Linked DNA regions of Mus musculus: region 2 is linked to region 1. The links are chromatin contacts, found by Hi-C or POLR2A ChIA-PET in ENCODE. All regions are on one chromosome and are shown on one strand. The core of a region is the stretch at or near the end of the contact, and the rest is flanking DNA. Distances in the headings are between cores, read along the strand shown. Region 1 holds the start of Pdxdc1 (pyridoxal-dependent decarboxylase domain containing 1). Region 2 holds the start of Mpv17l (Mpv17 transgene, kidney disease mutant-like).

Region 1 (4,483 bases), core at 1,074-3,573:
GAAAAATCTCTTTTTAACATTTTATCTATTATTTTTATGTGTTTGATGTTTTGCCTGCATGCACAGTCGAGGCCAGAAGAGTACATTGGATTCCACTGGGACTAAAGATTATGAAAGCTGTGAGCTGCCATGTGAGTGTTGGAAATTGAATCCTGTTTTTAACTGCTAAGCCATCTCTCTAGCCCTCAAGGAAATTCTTACTTCACTGTGATAGCTTACACCACTTGGGAGACAGGAGGATTGCTTCAAGTTCAAGGCAGGTCAGTCTACAAATGAACAGCAGGACAGCCAGGGCTACATAGTGAGACCCTAACTCAAAAATACTAATGATGTAAACATTCACCATATACAAGCCATATGTCTGTACAGGTTGAGTCTATTTGGGGGTAGCGGTGGGATGTTGGTTTGTTTCTCTATGTAGACCAGGCTGGCCTAGAACTCACAGAGCTCTACCTGCCTCTGCCTCCTAAGTGCAGGGATTAAAGGCATGCACCACCAGGCTTGGCTTGAATCTACTTTTTAACTACTTGGAGATAATGTTACATTTATGAGCTTCTTTTTTTAAATCTTTATTACATTTTTATTTTGTGAGCTCTTGTGTGTGTGTGCATGTGTGCCACATGCAAAAGTCAGAGGACAACTCCAGAGTTGTTACTCTTTCCACTGTGAGTCTCAGGGATCAAACTCAGTCCGGGCTTAGTGGTAGAGGCCTTTACCTCTTAAGCCATCTCTACAGCCTGTGCACTGTTTTTGTTTGCTTGTTTTTATTTTGCTATTTGCTTACAAAAAATTGTGAGTGTGTAAGCACGCATATGCCAGTCGGAGAGCATCTTGCAGGAGATGGTTCTCCCTGTCCATCAGACTTAGTGGCAACCACCATTACCATCAGCACCTTAGCTGTTTGGTTTGGAGTCACCAAGCCAAGTTGTTTTGGACTTCGGCATCTCTCCTAGTCTAGCCTCCAAATCATGAGGTGGAGGAGGAGACACTTCTTGTACCTCTGCCTAAAAAAAATAAGTCTTTAATAATATTGAAGTGTTCAGAGTTGTAATGTACCAGCACAAATATTGATGGATAGTTATCTGAATACACATGTGATAAAAAAAAAGAAGAAAATAGCAACTAATCTAGCTAATGGGCACATGACTGTTCACCGAAATTCTTTTGTCCTTTCTACAGGTTTGGAAATTTTCATAACACATTGTTTTGTTCAAGCAGGAGCACATCAGTTTTCAGTCTTTGAAAGGCACCATTTCAAGCCAGGCGTGGTGGCATACTCCTTTAATCCCAACACTCAGGAGGCAGAGGCAGGCGGATTTCTGAGTTCGAGGCCAGCCTGGTCTACAGAGTGAGTTCCAGGACAGCCAGGGCTGTACAGAGAAACCGTGTCTCGAAAAACCAAAAAAGAAAGGAAAAAAAAAAAAAAGGCACTATTTCATCACTTTTTTTTTTTTTTTCCAGTTAACTGGAGAGTCACTCAAAAGCAGCACACACGATTTCTTTGCTAGGAAATGTTAACAACACAAGCAGGCCATTTATCCAAATACAAAGTAGAGACCGCCTGCAGATAATTACTACACTGACAACCCGACCCAACCTGGGGGTTTGGGGGAGCATGCTGCATAAGAAATAGAGAGGGTAGGGATAGCTTTGTGGTTTTTAGCATCATCAGACTTCTGTGCAGGAAGTTTCACTGACCACAATGGTGGTAAGATCCCATTTCACCTACCCATCAGTAGTGGAGCAATGTAGGAAACAAATCCCACGGGCTCTTACTCACTAAAAACGCACTACCCCCACCTAGCGGGTGTGAAGCGGGAATAATGAGGTGTACTGCCGGGCTGCAAGGGACTAAACCTAAAACGGATAATAATGACCTCCATATCAAATTTCTGCTCTGATATAAAATGGAAAGGCAACAGACCTACTATTATCATTATTATTACCCATCCTCCGACAAGCCATCATTGTGACATGAGGGAGGACGCCAGAACAGCGGCCTCGAATTCCTTTCTGTCTGGACTTCTGAGGAAAGAGCTGACAAAATACATCATCCCGCGCATGCGCAAGGGTGAGCGCTGGTCTTAGGCTGCTAAGGTAAATAACTACTCCATTCCTGACCGGTGTTGACGGCGGAGGACTTGAAAGCCTGGCTTGGGCCGTGCAGCTGAGTCGATAGTATTTTACCTGGTGGATATCTCATTGCGACGGTCGTCACAGGCTTCAAGTTGGACCGCCCTATAGACGGGGTTCTTGCCACCAAGCAGCGTTAGGACCGGCCGGCGTGACGCCCAAGTACGGAAGCCTAGAAGGCCCCGCCCCGGGAGGCCCCGCCCACCCGACGGGCCTAGCCCCGCCTTCAGCAAGCCGCAGGATACCTGCGGGCCGCGCTGCGGGGCAGCTCCTCCTCCTCTCCGCCCCGCCGGCTGCGGGCGGGGAGGACGTCAGCGCTGCCAGCGTGGAAACCGCTGCGGGCCGCGGGAGGCGGAAGTAGTGCCCAGCACCGCGGGCCCAGCACCGGACGCCTCAGCCATGGACGCGTCCCTGGAGAAGGTACGGAAGGAGCGGGCGGCGCTGTGGTCCCGGGTCTTCGCCACCGGGGCGACTGGTTTCCCCGTAGGACTAAGGAGTCTCGTTGGAGGAGGGCGGCCGGGCCGGGCCGGGCCGGGCCACGTCACGGGGCCCGGTGGCTGAGGGGAGGTGGGCCCGGCGCTGTCGGAGCCGGCTTTGGCTTTACCGAGGCTCGGCGTAGGACCCGGCCTGAACCCGCGCTGGTCCTGTAGGGTGACAGGAGCAATCGGTGTGGGCCCCAGAAGCGTACGGGAAGAAGTCCTAGTTGTCGCGGAGGCCCCTGCAAAAGCCACAGATGTTCAGTGCTTTCCAAGTTAGGAGACAAATTGTAACTTTTGGCGGGCGTAGGAATCACCTGGGGACCTTGGTGAAAACATGGCTTTGCAGCCTCGGGTCTCAAGCTCGGGTGGGCGGGAACTCAGTTTGTAGAGTTTAAGAAGTTTCCCCACGTGATTCCGATGCTGTAGCAAGCAAACCCCAGACTAGAACCCCTGGTATCCAGAAAGGGTTGGGTATTCTGTAACTGGTGAGTTTATTTGGGGGCTGGGAAGAGGAGGTGGTCCCAGCTGGTCTCACTACGTTTGGGTTCCTCTTTCTGAGTGAGAATCATGAGAGGACTTCAGGTCAATTCCAAGTCCATGGGAACCTGTGTCTAGCCCTGCTCACCCCTTGGGGCAACAGCAGCTTGATGGATCTGGCTACCTACTCGGGCATGTTAAATAGACTCTAATTGTTCCCATCTAAGGGCTGGCTATTGAGAACAAACAGGTCCTTGGGTTTCTTCATGGACTGTGCTTTCAGTGCCTAACGTTCTGTCCTCCCAGTCTTTTCTCTCTGTCCCTTCTCGAAATTCTGCTTATCCGGTATGATGTAAAAACCTAGCTTTCCCTACAAGTGAAATCAATCCTTCCTTCCATCCTCCCCACCAACCCTCGCCCCCTTCTTCAATCTCTCCTTGTTCAGTCCCCGGTTTTGTGAAAGTAACCCTGGCTCTTCTGTAACTCTCTGTAGACTAGGCTGGTCTCGAACTTAAAGTGATCCTCCTGCCTCTGCCTCCCAAACTGCTGATATTACAGGACTTGTTGAAAGCAGTAATTGTAGAAATTAAGCCAGATGTCTTCATGTGCACACAGTGGCATATCTTGCTCCTCGGCTATTTCAAGTATAAATTGGGTGGAAAGCAATCAGAGAAAAAGATGTTTTTTTTCCTTGATTCTTCTGACGAGCATAGTGTCGACTTTTTGGTACCATGAGCTTCACTTGGAATGGCGATTCTCAACTTTGGGTTAGGTTTGTTCCCCAGGGACATTTAGCAGCTTTTGGAGGTGTTTTAAACTAGAGTCCTGGGAGTACAAGGGAGGTACTGCTGGGGCCTAGTAAGAAGAACCCAAGCATACTTTCGAGTATTCTCTGTTGCACAGGCTAATTCTGCACATCGGGAAACGATCAGCGATTCAGAAGCTCAGAGAACTAGTTGAGATTGTGTGTGTAACTCCAGTAGCTGAATACAAAATGATGCTGAAAATATTCTGTTTCCCATTTCTTTACAAGGCTTTAAGTCATTTCATTAGAAACCTGAAAGAACAAAGATGATCTTTCCTTTGAGAGTATCTGAAAACTAAAAGTGGGTAGGAACTCTAGTGTAAATGGTATGTTTCTGTATATTAAGTGATGGTAAAATATTTTAAGCCCTCCAAAGAAAATCTAAGGAGGTACTGAAACTCCAGCATGCATTAGGATGGAACTTTAATTGCATTGAACTTTGAGGAATTCATAATATGTGGGCTGAAAGTTGCTGCCTTAGGCCAGTGTGAAAATTATAAATGTTTTGTTTTAAAAGCTAGGGCTCAGCCAGGTGGTGGTACACAATTTAGTCCCAGCATTTGGGGAGGCAGAGGCAGGCAGATTTTTG
Region 2 (4,804 bases), core at 1,900-4,399, 38 kb before region 1:
ACTCATTATGTAAACCAGGCTAGCCTCAAACTCACAGAGATCCTCCTGTCCCTGCCTCCCAAGGGCTGGGACTGCAGGTTGGAACCACTATGCCCAGCTCCATGCTGCTGGGGGTGGAGCCCAGTTGCTAAAAAAAGCACTCTGCCAACTAAGCTGCAGTCCTGCTCCCAATTTTGAAAAAAAGAAAAAAAATTTTTTTCCTTTTTCTTCTTCCTTTCTTTTGTTCTTTTCTTGTTTTCTTTTTTATTTGTGCTGAGATTAAACCCAGGGCCCAAGCATGGTAAACCCACCCTGAGCTACACTGCCAACCTCCCACACTAACCTCATTCCTTTAAAAAAAATAAAGGATCCTGAACATTCTAGCAACTACACATGTCCTATCAGTATATTCTAATCAGAGTTTGACATCCAAGAAACAGAGCCAAAGCCTTACTTATAAAAGACAGTGTAAACATTCTCTGATAGCCCTGATTGGGGGTGTGGGCAGGGCACAGGATAAGTGTTATTAGTCAATTGCAGGAGATCCTTAGAACAAGACTGAAAACAAAACCGAGCAAATACTGTAAGCAGTACTCTGATGGCCTTACCCAGGTAAATGCTAAGCACTTATATGTATCACATCATTTGACCCTCCTAACAATTTCCTGAGATGAGAAGACTTAATAAAAGGAGAAAAAGAAGCTGGGAGTGGTGACGCACGCCTTTAATCCCGGCACTCGGGAGGCAGAGGCAGGCGGATTTCTGAGTTCGAGGCCAGCCTGGTCTACAAAGTGAGTTCCAGGACAGCCAGGACTACACAGAGAAACCCTGTCTCAAAAAAAAAAAAAAAAAAAAAAAAAAAAAAAAAAAAAGGAGAAAAAGACAGCTAGCTAGTCATAGCGGTCCTACAAAATTAACACTCAAAAGACTGAAGCAGGAGGAGCATCGTGAGCTCAAGGCCAGACTGCAATACAAAGCATGACTTACTTTGTCTAAAAATAAAGTGTTCAGGGATGCTAACAGCAAGAACCCGGCCAGGTGACCCATTCTTTAATCCATCATTTCCCAAGGCAGATCTGACACAGGGCTTGTGTCACACAGATCTGACAGATTTGACTATCAATTTTCAAGTAGCACCTTAAACTTTCAGCTCACACACCCATGTTCCCCTTCAAGAAGCAGAGGAGACTGAACCAGAAATCTGACAGTAAGACACAGCAACAATCTAGACAGGTGATAGATGAGAAGGCCTCAGGCCTTCATGCTAGGCATCCCCCACTCCCTGGGACAGCACTGTTATCTAATCTCAGAGTAATCATACACACAATCACTATCTATACCAAGATGAAGAACATGGCTAAAAGTCTGGATCATGCTGTCTTCTGGTGAACTTCCAAGCCCTCCATGCCTGTGTTCTCATTATCTGACATGGGAATTGTGAGAGTATCCAACAAATGGTAGCTCAAAGATTAAATCGGAATCTAGCCCATCAAGTCTTAAGTCCTGGCTCCTAACCCCCTCATCACTGCACCAAGCTACAGTAAGCACTGGGATGTGTTTGCAAAGCTGGCTGAGAGATCGCTCGAGAGAACAAGGCACAGAGCTTGGGCAAATCAGAAAAAGCCTCTTGCTCTCTGGTTGTCTATTCTAACTTCACTGACCTTAGCCATGGCATTAGCTGAGACTATAACAGGCCACCAGGTCTTTGATGTTTCCTGTGGGTTATAGAAGGAAAGGAAGTTAATACAAACTCCCTATAATACCTCCCAGAGGAGGGTAAGTTTCTTCTAGATGGTTCGCCTACCTTTATTCGGTTTTAGAAGACATTAACAAGCTGAGCCTGGTGGGTCAAGAATGTCACCCCAACAACTTGGGAGATTTAAGTGGGAGAATCACAAATTCAAGACCAGCCTGAGCAACTCAGTGAGCCCCTGTCTCAGAATTAAAAACGAACTAAAGACTGCAAATATAGTTCAGTTGGCACAGCTTGAGGCCGGAGGGAGGCTTTAGGCTCAGTTGCTGGTGATCTACCATCCCCAATGACAGTCCCTGGAAAAGACTCTCCAAACACGGAGTGGCCCTCCCCAGCTGCCACTGCCTTTTAGGATACAGAAATTGCTAAGGAGACAAAAACCAAGAGACCCTTTGTTGTTCTCAGTAAACCAGGCAGAAAAGATTCCCAAAGCCAGCTCATCCAGCCCGGCTTGAAAACAGCTTCCTCATAGGTACACCACCCCCTCCCATTCTCTGTGTGACCCCACCCCAGGGAAATCTTGTTGCTCAAGCAAGACTAAGACCCTGGAAATGACTTCTGTAATCGCATATTTCACCCACTCTGCCCCCAGAGTCACCACCGATCCCATCACTTTTGAGTTAATGTGCTGGCCGCAGAGCCTCAGGTGTGGCTTTTTCTAGAACAGGTGGAGTCTAGGGATGGAGCTGCTATGGGGCTAAGCTAGGGTCTCTTGAAGATGCTTCTTTCTGGAGGAAAAGTGACCTCTCCCTCCTGAACTCTGTCAACCTCAGCCTCTCAGCTCGGACACCAACCCTCTGAATCCCTGGCACTTGGCATCTCCAGTTCCCCGGCCAGCGGCCCCCAAATTCTTCCTTCTGGAAACCTCAAGTCCTCCAATGTCCAGACCTCCGATCGCTGCTTCAGAACTTCCTTTCAGCCTTAATTCCCGGGCCGCAGAGTTGTCACCTCCTGCCTTAGCCCCAGTGGCTTTAGATCTCCGGTCTCCCCGTTCCCCGCACCCACCCCCACTCCCGAGCCTCCTGCCTGGCCTCCAGTGCCCGGCCCTGGCCCCTCACCGACGTAGAAGGCAGAGAGGGCTATCGGCCCTCCGACAGTCTGATCGCATAGCACCTTGGCCAGGACCGTGCGCGGCGCGCGGCCTGGCAGGGCGCGCTCCAGTAGGCGCAGCCACACGTAGTTGAAGTTTCCGTGGAAGGTCACGGCCAGAGTGGCCACGCGACGCGTCTGGCGCCAGTCGGCTGGGCCTCCCCGCAGTCGCTGCTGCAGGGCATCACCCGCCGAGAAGAGCCCGGCGTAGAGCAGCACGTTAGTGGGCCACGGATAGCGCCGTGCTGCCTGTGGAAACGCGCGCCACCAGCTCGCCATACCTGCCCCGGGTGCCCTCAGGGCCTGCACACCTGACTGCATGCATTTCAAGCGCCAGAGCGATTGGACCTCCCTCTGCACACCCAACCCGCTGGTCCAATCCAGTGACAGCTGGCCACCGAGAGGGCGGAGCTTCTGTGGTGATGTACGGCGTCCACCGGGATGTGACAATTTCCATGAAATTTCCAGGAGAGACATTCAGAAAACAGACTGCCTAGCATGGCATCGGTTCCCCACTACCGCAATAAAAAGTAAGAAAGCAAGCTAGCTCCAAAGTGTCAATGTACTGGAGATGCTGGCATACAGAGAATCATTCTTTTAGCACACAATACATCATCTTACTGGGTCACTATAGGCCGATGTCAGAAGAATGAATTACTGCTGGATGTGCCTATTCTGCCCTCCAGCTTGTGTCTTCGTGACCCCTGACATCCCAAAACAGGCTTGGAGACCCATGGTGTCAGTTCCAGGGGCAAGGGTGAGCATTTGGGGAGCAGGCAGAAGCTCTGACCTTGTGCAACTCATTTTCTCCATGTCTTTTTCTGCCTTACCCTCCTTCTGTGATAGCCAGCCTCTCTTCCAACACTCCCCTCTGTCTTGTTTGTTCACTGTAGTTTTTATTTTTTTAAAAAATCTAGTACCTTTAAAAAGATATTTTCTATTTATTTTTAAATATTCATTAAATTTTACTTTATGTGTATAGGTGTTTTGTCTGTATATCACTTACCATACTAAGTGCCCACAAAGTTACATACCATCATTAGCTGCCATGTGAGTGCTGGGAATTAAACCTGGGTCCTCTGGAAGAGCAACTAGTACTCTCAACCACTGAGTCATCTCTCCTGCCTATTTCAATTACTTACATTCTCTCAATCTCTCCCTCTCTCCCTCTCCCCCCCCCCTCTCTCTCTGTGTGTTGGGGGTGTGGAGATCAGAGGACAATTTTTATTTCTCTCTTTCCACTATGTAAAGTCCTGGGGACTGAATTGAGGATGTCAGGCTACTAAACCCCTTCACCAACTCGGTGCTTGAATTTTGAAATATTTTCAGACTCAGGGAAAATGTAGGAAAATTATACAAAGGAAGCCAGATGTGAGACATACCCTCTCATCCCTACACTTGGAAGGGAGGAGTGCTGAGGCAAATTGCCCAGAGTTTAAGGCAAATTGCCCACTCTAGGCTATAAAACAAGACCCAATTTCAAAACAAACAAACAAAACAAAACAAAAAACAGAAAATAAAAATATACAAATAATTCCCATATAATCTTACTTGTTTTGTTTTGTTTGAGTCAGAGCTCACATTGCCCAGGCTAGCCTCAAATTCCTAATCCTCCTTCTGCTGCTGCTTCCTAAGAGCTAAAGTTACAGGCTTGGGCCACAGTGTTCAGCTACCATATGCTCTTTGCTTGGTCCTCCCCAAGTGTGGCATCTTACATAAGTGTAGTATGATTATCAAAACAAGGAAAAATGTAGGGGTGCAATACAATCTCCCAGTTTACATGCCAATCTTACTTAAGCTGATGTGGGAAGTCACTTTCTCTCATCCAACAACCAAAGCTGGACTGCTATAGTGTTTCCTTAGGTCTTCAACCTGAACCATAGACCAATTCTCTCAAGGATTGTCACTAATTATAAGTCATTTTTTATAAGCTGAATTGTCTCCTATCATATTTTATACATTGAGGCCCTAACTTTTAGCTCT

The links. A loop is a pair of places that touch in the nucleus more often than their neighbours do. ChIA-PET counts read pairs that join two places held with the same protein, here RNA polymerase II (POLR2A).
Region 2: a loop to region 1 is called in a map of left cerebral cortex, with 8 times the contacts of the local background. The contact joins the promoter of Mpv17l here to the promoter of Pdxdc1 in region 1. A Hi-C loop is called at or near these places in 1 of 37 maps with a recorded cell type or tissue (left cerebral cortex). POLR2A ChIA-PET finds 5 or more read pairs at or near these places in 2 of 5 experiments (Patski and embryonic stem cell).

The regions. Positions count from the first base shown.
Region 1 is chr16:13,900,985-13,905,467 of GRCm38, reverse strand. It overlaps Pdxdc1 (pyridoxal-dependent decarboxylase domain containing 1), which reads left to right and starts at 2,323. Exons shown (of 23, transcript NM_053181.3): 1 at 2,323-2,553. The coding sequence starts at 2,533. It also overlaps a transcript of Mpv17l not described here.
Region 2 is chr16:13,939,010-13,943,813 of GRCm38, reverse strand. Mpv17l (Mpv17 transgene, kidney disease mutant-like) reads right to left here and starts at 3,149. Exons shown (of 4, transcript NM_033564.3): 1 at 2,791-3,149. The coding sequence starts at 3,100.